Regions from separate parts of the Homo sapiens genome. Here region 1 is linked to region 2. A link is an interaction called in ENCODE POLR2A ChIA-PET data of the cell type or tissue named here. Cell type or tissue: PC-9. All regions are shown on one strand. Each heading gives the region's core, and the rest is flanking DNA. Links, peaks and the distances in the headings are about the cores only.

Evidence for each region. Peaks named below come from ENCODE experiments on the same cell type or tissue, not always from the same donor. Only the 100,000 strongest peaks of a DNase experiment are listed, where the experiment ranks them.
Region 1: POLR2A ChIA-PET joins it to region 2 with 13 read pairs; 3 of 35 experiments call an interaction of 5 or more read pairs at or near these places.

The regions. Positions count from the first base shown.
Region 1 is chr3:193,944,490-193,948,887 of GRCh38, reverse strand. No RefSeq gene overlaps it. Among named protein-coding and RNA genes, the nearest start is that of LINC02026, 57 kb to the left of the region's middle. RefSeq lists an enhancer at 4,199-4,398. In PC-9, for the core only: no CTCF peak of the experiment used is centred there; a DNase peak (open chromatin) is centred at 1,687.
Region 2 is chr3:193,803,288-193,807,685 of GRCh38, reverse strand. No RefSeq gene overlaps it. Among named protein-coding and RNA genes, the nearest start is that of LINC02038, 39 kb to the left of the region's middle. In PC-9, for the core only: no CTCF peak of the experiment used is centred there; a DNase peak (open chromatin) is centred at 2,055; H3K27ac peaks cover 997 bases.

The sequences.
Region 1 (4,398 bases), core at 111-4,110, 140 kb before region 2:
ATAGGGGTCCAGGTGGGAGAAGCATGTTGGGTCCTGGAAGAGATGCTAGCATAAGCAAGGTTATGGAGGAGAAAAGACACCAGGGCAGGAAACTAGGAAGAGCCCCGTGTTGCTTGGCACATAAACTGTGAGGCAGGAAATGATGAGCATGGAGGGTTGAAGAAGGACTGGGGGTTTTATGTCTATGGAGGGTAGACTCTATCAGGTGGACAATGGGGAGCTCTGGGCAGGTGTCAGCCAAAGGGAGGAAGTGGTGAGATGTGCATCTTAGACACAGTTGGCAGAGGTTGGCTCAAGGCCAGGGGCACTTTTAATCCCATTGCCATTTTCCAGATGAGAGATGGGTGACAGCTTGAACGAAGATACAAAATTTCATGCATAATATGCATGTACACACACACATACTCACACACATCTCCAACGGCTGCAATAAAAGAAGATTTTCATATACCATACGATTCTACAGAAAATCCCATTTGAGTCTGGCAGACATAAAGGTATAATTGTCTAAGAGGAACTCATTTATCTCTTAAAACTTTTAATATCTCAAGATTCGGAGTGTGAGTTCAATGTCTCCTATGTCAGATATAAGCAGCACACATGAGGGCTGGGTGCGGTGGCTCATGCCTGTAATCTCGGCACTTTGGAAGGCCGAGGCAGGTAGATCACAAGGTCAGGAGATGGAGACCATCCTGGCCAACATGGTACAAAAGTACAAAGGTACTAAAAGTACAAAAAAATTAGCTGGGTGTGGTGGCATATGCCTGTAGTCCCAGCTACTTAGGACGCTGAGGCAGGAGAATCGCTTGAACCTGGGAGGCGGAGGCTTCAGTGAGCCGAGATCGCGCCACTGCCCTCCAGCCTGGCAACAGAGCCAGACTCCGTCTCAAAAAAAAAAAAAAAAAAAAAAACCACATATCTTGTATCTTTTGTATTTTTAGGGGGGAAGAAATTTGGGAGGAAGTCATTTTTTATTCTCTCAGTGGTTTATTTGCTGCTTGTCTCATCTTTGAAATATTTTCTGTTATCTACTTTACTGGCGAGACTCTAGTCCAGGGAGTGAACACTCTGGCTTAGCTCATCTTTTCCACCTTTAGCTATTCACTTCTTTTCTCATATGTTCCAGAAGAAACTCCCAAGTAGCAAAATTGATGAAGAGACTTTATCGCCTCTGCATAACCCCAGATTGCCTGACGTGTTTTCTCATGTCTTGTTCTTTTTTTCCTCGCTCTTGTCCTCCAGGTTTGAGTGCAATGGCTTGATCTCGGCTCACTGCAACCTCCGCCTCCCAGGTTCAAATGATTCTCCTGCCTCTGCCTCCCAAGTAGCTGGGGTTAAGGTGCCTGCCACCACACCCGGCTAATTTTTGTATTTTTTAGTAGAGATGGGGTTTCACCATGTTGGCCAGGCTGGTCTCGAATTCCTGACCTCAGGTGATCCGCCCGCCTCAGCCTCCCAAAGTGCTGGGATTACAGGCATGAGCCACTGCGCCTGGCCACATCCTGTTTCTTTAAAACAGAAGGCTGAAAGGTCTAGCCATCTATCCAAGAACAATGGCCAGCCCCTCTGTAGGCAGGCTCTGAGAGAGACGTCGATGATGCCAGACTCTCAATGGGGAGGGTAAGTTTGTGAGTGTGGACAGCGGTCTCATCGGCTGCAGGGAATTTTGAAAGAGGGATGGGGGACTGCAATGACTCACTATATTCTTCAAAGCCTTGCCTGTACACCAGGTGTAGGAGAGAAGAGGAGGTGGTGACAAGTACATGTGGTCATCTATCCAAACTCTCATGTTTCAAAGGAACATTAATTTCATTGTCCCCAGAGAGGAGAAGTAAATAATGAGGTATTGTCTAAGTCAGGTTGTTTCCTGCTGGAAGCTAGAATTCTGCAAAGTGTTGGACTTCGATCTAGACTTGGCTTTAGGTCTGTATGAGCCACTTGTGGGGAGCGTGGCTTTTGGCAAGTTACTTTACCTCTTGAAAACCCATTTCCTCTTTGTAAAAATGGGATAATAGAGCATGTCTTTTTGCCTTTAAAGGTTATGCAACATGCACTCATATGTTAATTGCTGCACTGTTCACATAGCAAAGACAGGGAATCAACCTAGGTGCCCACCACTGGTAGATTGGATCAAGAAAATGTGGTACATATACACCATAGAATACTACACATCCATAAAAAGAGTGAAACCATGTCCTTGCAGCAACATGGATGCAGCTGGAGGCTGTTATCCTAAGTAAATTAATGCAGGAACAGATAATCAAATATTGCATATTGTTTCTTAGGCGTAGGAGCTAAACACTGGGTACTCGTGGACATCAAGACGGTAATAGAAACTGAGGACTACTGGAGGGGGAGAGGGGGACAAGGGTTGGAAAACGAACTATTGGGTACTATGCTCAGTACCTGGGTAACAGGGTTAATTGTGTCCCCAAACCTCACCATCTTGCAATATACCCAGGTAATAAACCTGCACACGTACCCTCTGAATATAAAATAAAAGTTGAAATTATAGAAAAAATAAAAAAATAAAAAAGACTGTGAGATATTGGGAATGGAAATATTTTGGACATTGAAGAGTGCATTTTGAAAATAATGCTCTAATGTGAGAATTTTCTCCCGAGCGTTAACGAACTCACCACAGAGGCAACCTTGGTTATAGTGAAGGGGTCTGAGGAACAAGGAGAAAGTACACAAGATGCTCCCTCAAGGAGGCAAGAGTATACAACAACGTCTTGATTGATTATCCATTTTAGAGAGATCTATGGTAAATGCTCACGGGCTTTGTCTGGCCCCTCCGCATACCTCTCTCTTTGCAGAGTTTTGGAAACTCATTTCCACCCTCGCCAAGGCAAAAACACACTGGAAAGTGAAGCTGAGATTCAGTCATATTAGAAGGGGGCACTGGCCTCAGTACCCCCACCTGGGTTTGGGTCTCAGCTCTGCCCTTCTCTCCCTGCAGGCACCCGGGTAGGAATCTTCCCTCTCCGGGCCTCCGTTTCCCATCCGTATGTTGGTTAGAATATTATTAAGGTCCTTTTCAGCACTTGAAATGGATTCTGTGCTGTCCCAAGGCATCCAGTCAATCCCAGCTTCTAGTTGCTGCAGTGACTGGGTCACTGGTGCAGCATCTCCGGTCCACTCACAGCAGCAGTCAGGAACTTATGTTGCTGTGCTGATTTTCTGGTCCTCGTCCTGTTTCCTCACAGTGGCATGACGGATCGGACATGCCATGCGACTGCATGGTGGCTCAGCTTTCCTGGCATGCAAGAACGTGCAGGGTGCATACAGATGCCATGTTTTCTAACCATCGCAACTTTGAGGAGGCAGCAGGAGATGAGGCTTAGGAGGGAAGTGATTGCTCTACACAGCAACCCACGGTGGTGGGAAGAGGGGTCAATTGTAAAGTTGTAGGCCACCGGCTGAGACCTGCTGAGTGATGAGCATTACTCAGAGAGTGGGTCCAGTTCCCATTTTAGACCCAAAGTAAACTCTCCAGGCTCTGTTGTAGTTGGCTAATGGCAATCCCCAAACCACAGGCTCCAGAGATATGAGCCAGTGTTCCAGGAGAAGCCACCCGCAGGAGAGGGGAGGATGAAGGGAGAGAGCCTGGCTCAGAGTCCTGTGCTTTGGGGACTGATTGCTTCAGATGGAGGCATAGTGCCTCCTTTAGTTCAGGGTTCAGTGCTAAGATCTCAAGCAAAATCCAATCCACGTTCACAGATGCGCATATGGGAAGGGTGTTGAACTCGTTCTCCCCAAAGTCAACATCAAGAGAACCGAGGGACTGGTGGAGTCACTTGGAAGTTCTTCATTCTTTTTTTCTCAAGCTCAGAAAGACCAGCATACCACTTAGAGGCTTGGTTTGGACAGCTCTCCAAACCCCTGGTCAGATTGCTCTCTTGCAGCTAAAACACAGGGTTAGCTGAATTTTCTTCCAGACTTCATTGCAAACGATTATCTTGGCATATTATCTGTAACATTTCCTTTGGAGAGTTCCTCCATGTTAGAAAACAAAAAGTTTGCCATACCCTGTGAATGACTGAATTAAGAAGTAAAACCTCAAATCAGTCAAGATGCATGAAGATTTGAGTGACTTGTGAGCATGAATTACATGACAAAGACCTCATGAGGATGCCACGGCTAGGAAAGACGAGACCGTAGGATAATGTCGATCTGGATGCCTTTGCGACTTGTGAAATCTGAGAGCCCCACCTTGACGAGTCACCTGTGCAATCCCTTGCCCTAAGGTACGATCATACTTGAATCCTCAGTCTTCAGACTTTGTAGTCCTTGAACACACATGCACAGAAAATACACATTTGTATGCAATATTGCACCCTCCCCCATAACTCACTGCAATTAGGAGTTGAATTCCCCAGTTTGCTGGACTAAACT
Region 2 (4,398 bases), core at 205-4,204:
TATCTCTAAGGCAGGGCCCACCTCCAGTGCTTCCTTCTGATCCTGCACAGCAAGTTCACCTCCTGGATGTCTGCTCTGTGTTGGCTGATGGGGAAACTAAGTTGAATAAGACATCCTTAAGAAGCTGGCAGTCTGGTGAAGGCTGGGGTTGGGAGACAGTTATAAAGACCAAGTTGTTTCAGTAAGTCATAATCAGTGACACAGGAGGTGGATGTATAAGGTACTTTAGAGACCAGAAGGGGAGTACCTGGCCCATAATAATGGCTTTCATTCTTTATGAGCCAGACACCATGGTAGAAGCTTTACATGCATTATCTTTAATCCTCAACAAGAAAGGTGTGTAGTACTATCCTCATTTTACAGGTGCAACTGAAAAGGTTAATTAAGTAACTTGCTCAAAGTCTCTCACTTGGCAAGTGACAGAGCCACTGTTTGATCTTAGGTCTGCCTGACACCCAAGATCACACATGGATTCTTCACAATACCAGGGTGACTGATGCTCAGGGCGTGTTTCATCAAAGCAGGTACTTTAAAATATTCACTGATTTTTCCGTATTGTTTTTGTGCTATCCAAAACATTTAGTTGAAAGATAATGATTAATTTAAACTCACCAAAGTTGCCAACAACCCGCTAATTGCTGTTCTTGTCTTACTTGACCTTTCTGTGTATTGGTCTTGCCTCTGTCTTGAAAATCCTTCCTCCCTTTGGCCTTTGTAACATCATACTTGGCTGGTGTTCCCTCTGCCTCTTTGGATTCTTTTTTTCCACTTATTCTTTCTCTGTCGAGCTCCTCTAAGGCTCTGACCGCTACTCATTTTTTATTTATCAATCTCTAACCCTCTTCAGAAGAAGTCCATGCATCTTACTTATTTCTATTACTGTCATAGTCATGGTTTCCTCATTTGTTCCTTGTTGATTTCCAGATCTTTATATGTAGCATCAACCCCTCTTCTGAGCCCCAGACCTAGATATTAAATGCTCTTCCAACCTTCTCCACATGAAGCTCCCACAAGCACATCCAAGTCACCACACCTACCTCTGATCTCACCATCCTTCCTCCCAGACCCTGCCTCTTCTAGCCCAGGGAATCATGCCCCATGTCCCACTATTGGTCAAAGCACCCCTCTCCTTCATCCTTCCACACTTGAACAATGCCTCAATTCTCTTCATTCTACCTCCTAAATCTCTCAAAAATGCCTGGCTCAGCTATCCCCACAGTCACTACCTTGGGTCTCTCCCTTGTCTTCTCTATCTAAATGATAATTTTCTAAAACTTGTTTAAAAATTTAAACTTATAGATGATTTGCAAGGATAATGGATAATATAGAGTGTTCCCATACACCCTTCACCCAGCTTTCCTAATGTTGGCATCTCGTATAACCATGGTCCAGTTATGAACTAAGAAATTAACATGGTTTACTGAATGATTGTGATGGCCTTGTTGACAGATACTTTGGGTTGTCTATTTGCCTCCCCAGCAATTTTTTTCGTTTTTCAGCTTGAAGTGGAAATGTGTTCATCCCTAGGGGATGGATCATGATAGTTCCTTCTAGATGCTACCCTAATACTTTGCTCTTTCTCCATAATCATTGGGTCATAAATCTGTGTACGTGCCTGCTGTTGTCACTGGACTTAAAAGCAGAACTGACAACTGCATTCTCAGTAGGCACTCAGTAAATGTTTGTGATACAAGTGAACAAATGAATGAATGAGATCAGTGTGGCTAGAGCTGTAGGTTTGTATATGGCAACCAGAAAAGTGTCACTTATGAATTAAAAAGTTTCAACAACGATTGAGGACCCAAAGTCCTTTCTAACACAGAGGCCCAGTCCCAGTACAGATGGACCTAATGCCATTTTTATCCTCACGCTGACCATCCTTAGTGATGAAGGACAGGGATAAGCCTGGAGTCACAGGCTTCTTGAATCTCATGTCTGGGAAAGCGCCTTAAATCCAATGGTTCCCAGACTGAGTTGGCTGACTCAGAGCCTCCAGGGATGCGGCCTGGCAATCTGCCTGGTTAATAAGTTTGCAAGGTGATGCAGCAGGCAGCGGGAGCTGGCCCCGGTCCAAGAACCAGAGTTTGGAAACCCCTGCTGAAGGCCAACCTGCTTATTTACAGACAGCGTGGACCATCTACACATAAAGGCTCCATCCGGCTCTGACTTTTTCTGATAGATTTTTCTTTTTCTTTCATTTAAAAATAAGCCTGTAAATTTGGATGCCGTAATATGCATCATGGATATATAGATTATACTTTAAAAATGCCTTTTAGAAAGTCATATAAACCAGAAAATATCTCCAGTTTCTTTTTTTTCTTTTTTTTTTTTATTATTATACTTTAAGTTCTAGGGTACATGTGCACAACGTGCAGGTTTGTTACATATGTGTACATGTGCCATGTTGGTGTGCTGCACCCATTAACTCATCATTTACATTAGGTATATCTCCTTATGCTATCCCTCCCCCCACCAAACAACAATCTTAATCTTAAAAATTTTTATTATAAACCTCATTTTATATAATGTAACATCAGAGATATTTATCTTAGGAGTCCTGTGTTAGCATTTCATTAGGATCTGATGGGTAAATGATATACATAGGAATCCAGATTTAAGTCTGCAATTTTCATCCATTTCTACCCTGTCTTTTGGGCACTTGCTAGCCTTTGTTTCTACATATAGGATTTATCATTTTTATTACTAGAACATAGTACAGGGTTATAGACCAAAATAAGTCAATCCTGATATTCACACCTCTCCAGAATTGTATATCACCGTCTAAGGAAACCAAATGGCAGATTTTCCACAAATACCCAATATTCTGTAATGGTTTAGCTAGTTACTTACTTCATGGAATCAGAACTATCATATGTCAAAACCTGACCTAACCCTGGCTCTCCTTCTCATTCTGGATAAAGTGAATGAAGCTGAGGAGAAACTTGGGCAGCCCCACCATGGATCTGCACAGCCATCATTGGTGCAGGTGGGCTGCAGGGAGCAGGGGATGGTGGGCCACAAAGGTTGATTGACCACCTCAATATTTATCCACCTCAGGCGAGAACAATGCAGCTTCCAAGTCTGCGTTTTTTCAACTCAAAGCCCACTTGCTAAGTGCAACCTAGGGTCAAGCCTGTGGCTAGGCATGGGAGGAGAGAGTGAATAAGCTGTCACAGACAAAGCTCGCGGTGCAGTGGAAGAGAAGTTCTGGGAGTTCTAATGAAATCAGTGTTTCATGCAACAGTGACAAAACTTCTATAAGTCCCAGGTTAATTTGAATCCTTTAAAGGAAAAGACACTGGATGTTCAACGATCGGAGCAGAAATGATTTCATGGTCTGTGGTGCACATTTTTTGTTCTTTCTTCTTCACTAGAAAGTATTCTTTTCCAACAAACATTTAAGAAACAATTAAGCCTTCACGGCTAATCAGATGTACATGAAAATGCTTTGGTCACCATTTTTCTGGGCAACTGCTGTGACATCTGTTCTATACTACAGGGCTATAGGGGAATAAACCATTTCTATAGCCCTGCTTCCTTTGCCTGTGATGGGAGCATCCCACACCTGGTAAGTGTAACATCCACTGAGGAACTGTAGTTCTTCTGACTTCTCAAAGTAACTAACGGGCAAGGAGACCCTTTCTAACATTTTGATCTTGGGGCCCCAGACTTGAAATTTGCAGCTAATGCTTTCATCAGAGCTGTGACAGGTTTCTTCCTACCCTCTTTTCTTTTCTTTTCTTTTTTTTTTTTTTTTTAGCAGAGTATTGTTTTGTTACCCAGGCTGGAGTTCAGTGGCGCAATCTCGTCTCACCACAACCCCCGCCTCCCAGGTTCAAGCAATTCTCCTGCCTCAGCCTCCCAAGTAGCTGGGACTACAGTCGCGCGCCACCATGCCTGGCTAATTTTTGTATTTTTAGTAGAGATGGGGTTTCACTATGTTGGCCAGGCTGGTCTCGAACTCCTGACCTTGTGATCCACCTGCCTCGGCCTCCCAAAGTGCTAGGATTACAGGTGTGAGCCACCGCACCCGGCCCCCTCTTTTCTTCTTTCTTTCTGCTAGCATGTATTGAGCATACATTATGTACGAGGCCCTGTGCCAAACTCTGGCTTAGTTGATTGAGAACAGTTATGCAATAAAGTGACTGCTGACAGGTGTGTACAGAGTATTCTGAAAGCACCTGGGCCATCCATAGTTTTGTCCAACAATTATTTACTGGGCAATTGCTCTGCTGTGTCAGAGACATAGAGATAGAGATAAAGTAGAATGAGTTCCTGTTTTCAAAGACCTCACAGCCCAGTCATAACACCTAAATGGAGACAGTTATGAAACAAGACAGATAATATTGAATGGCGTTAGATACTGATAGTCTATCCACCCATCCTTCCAACCATGAT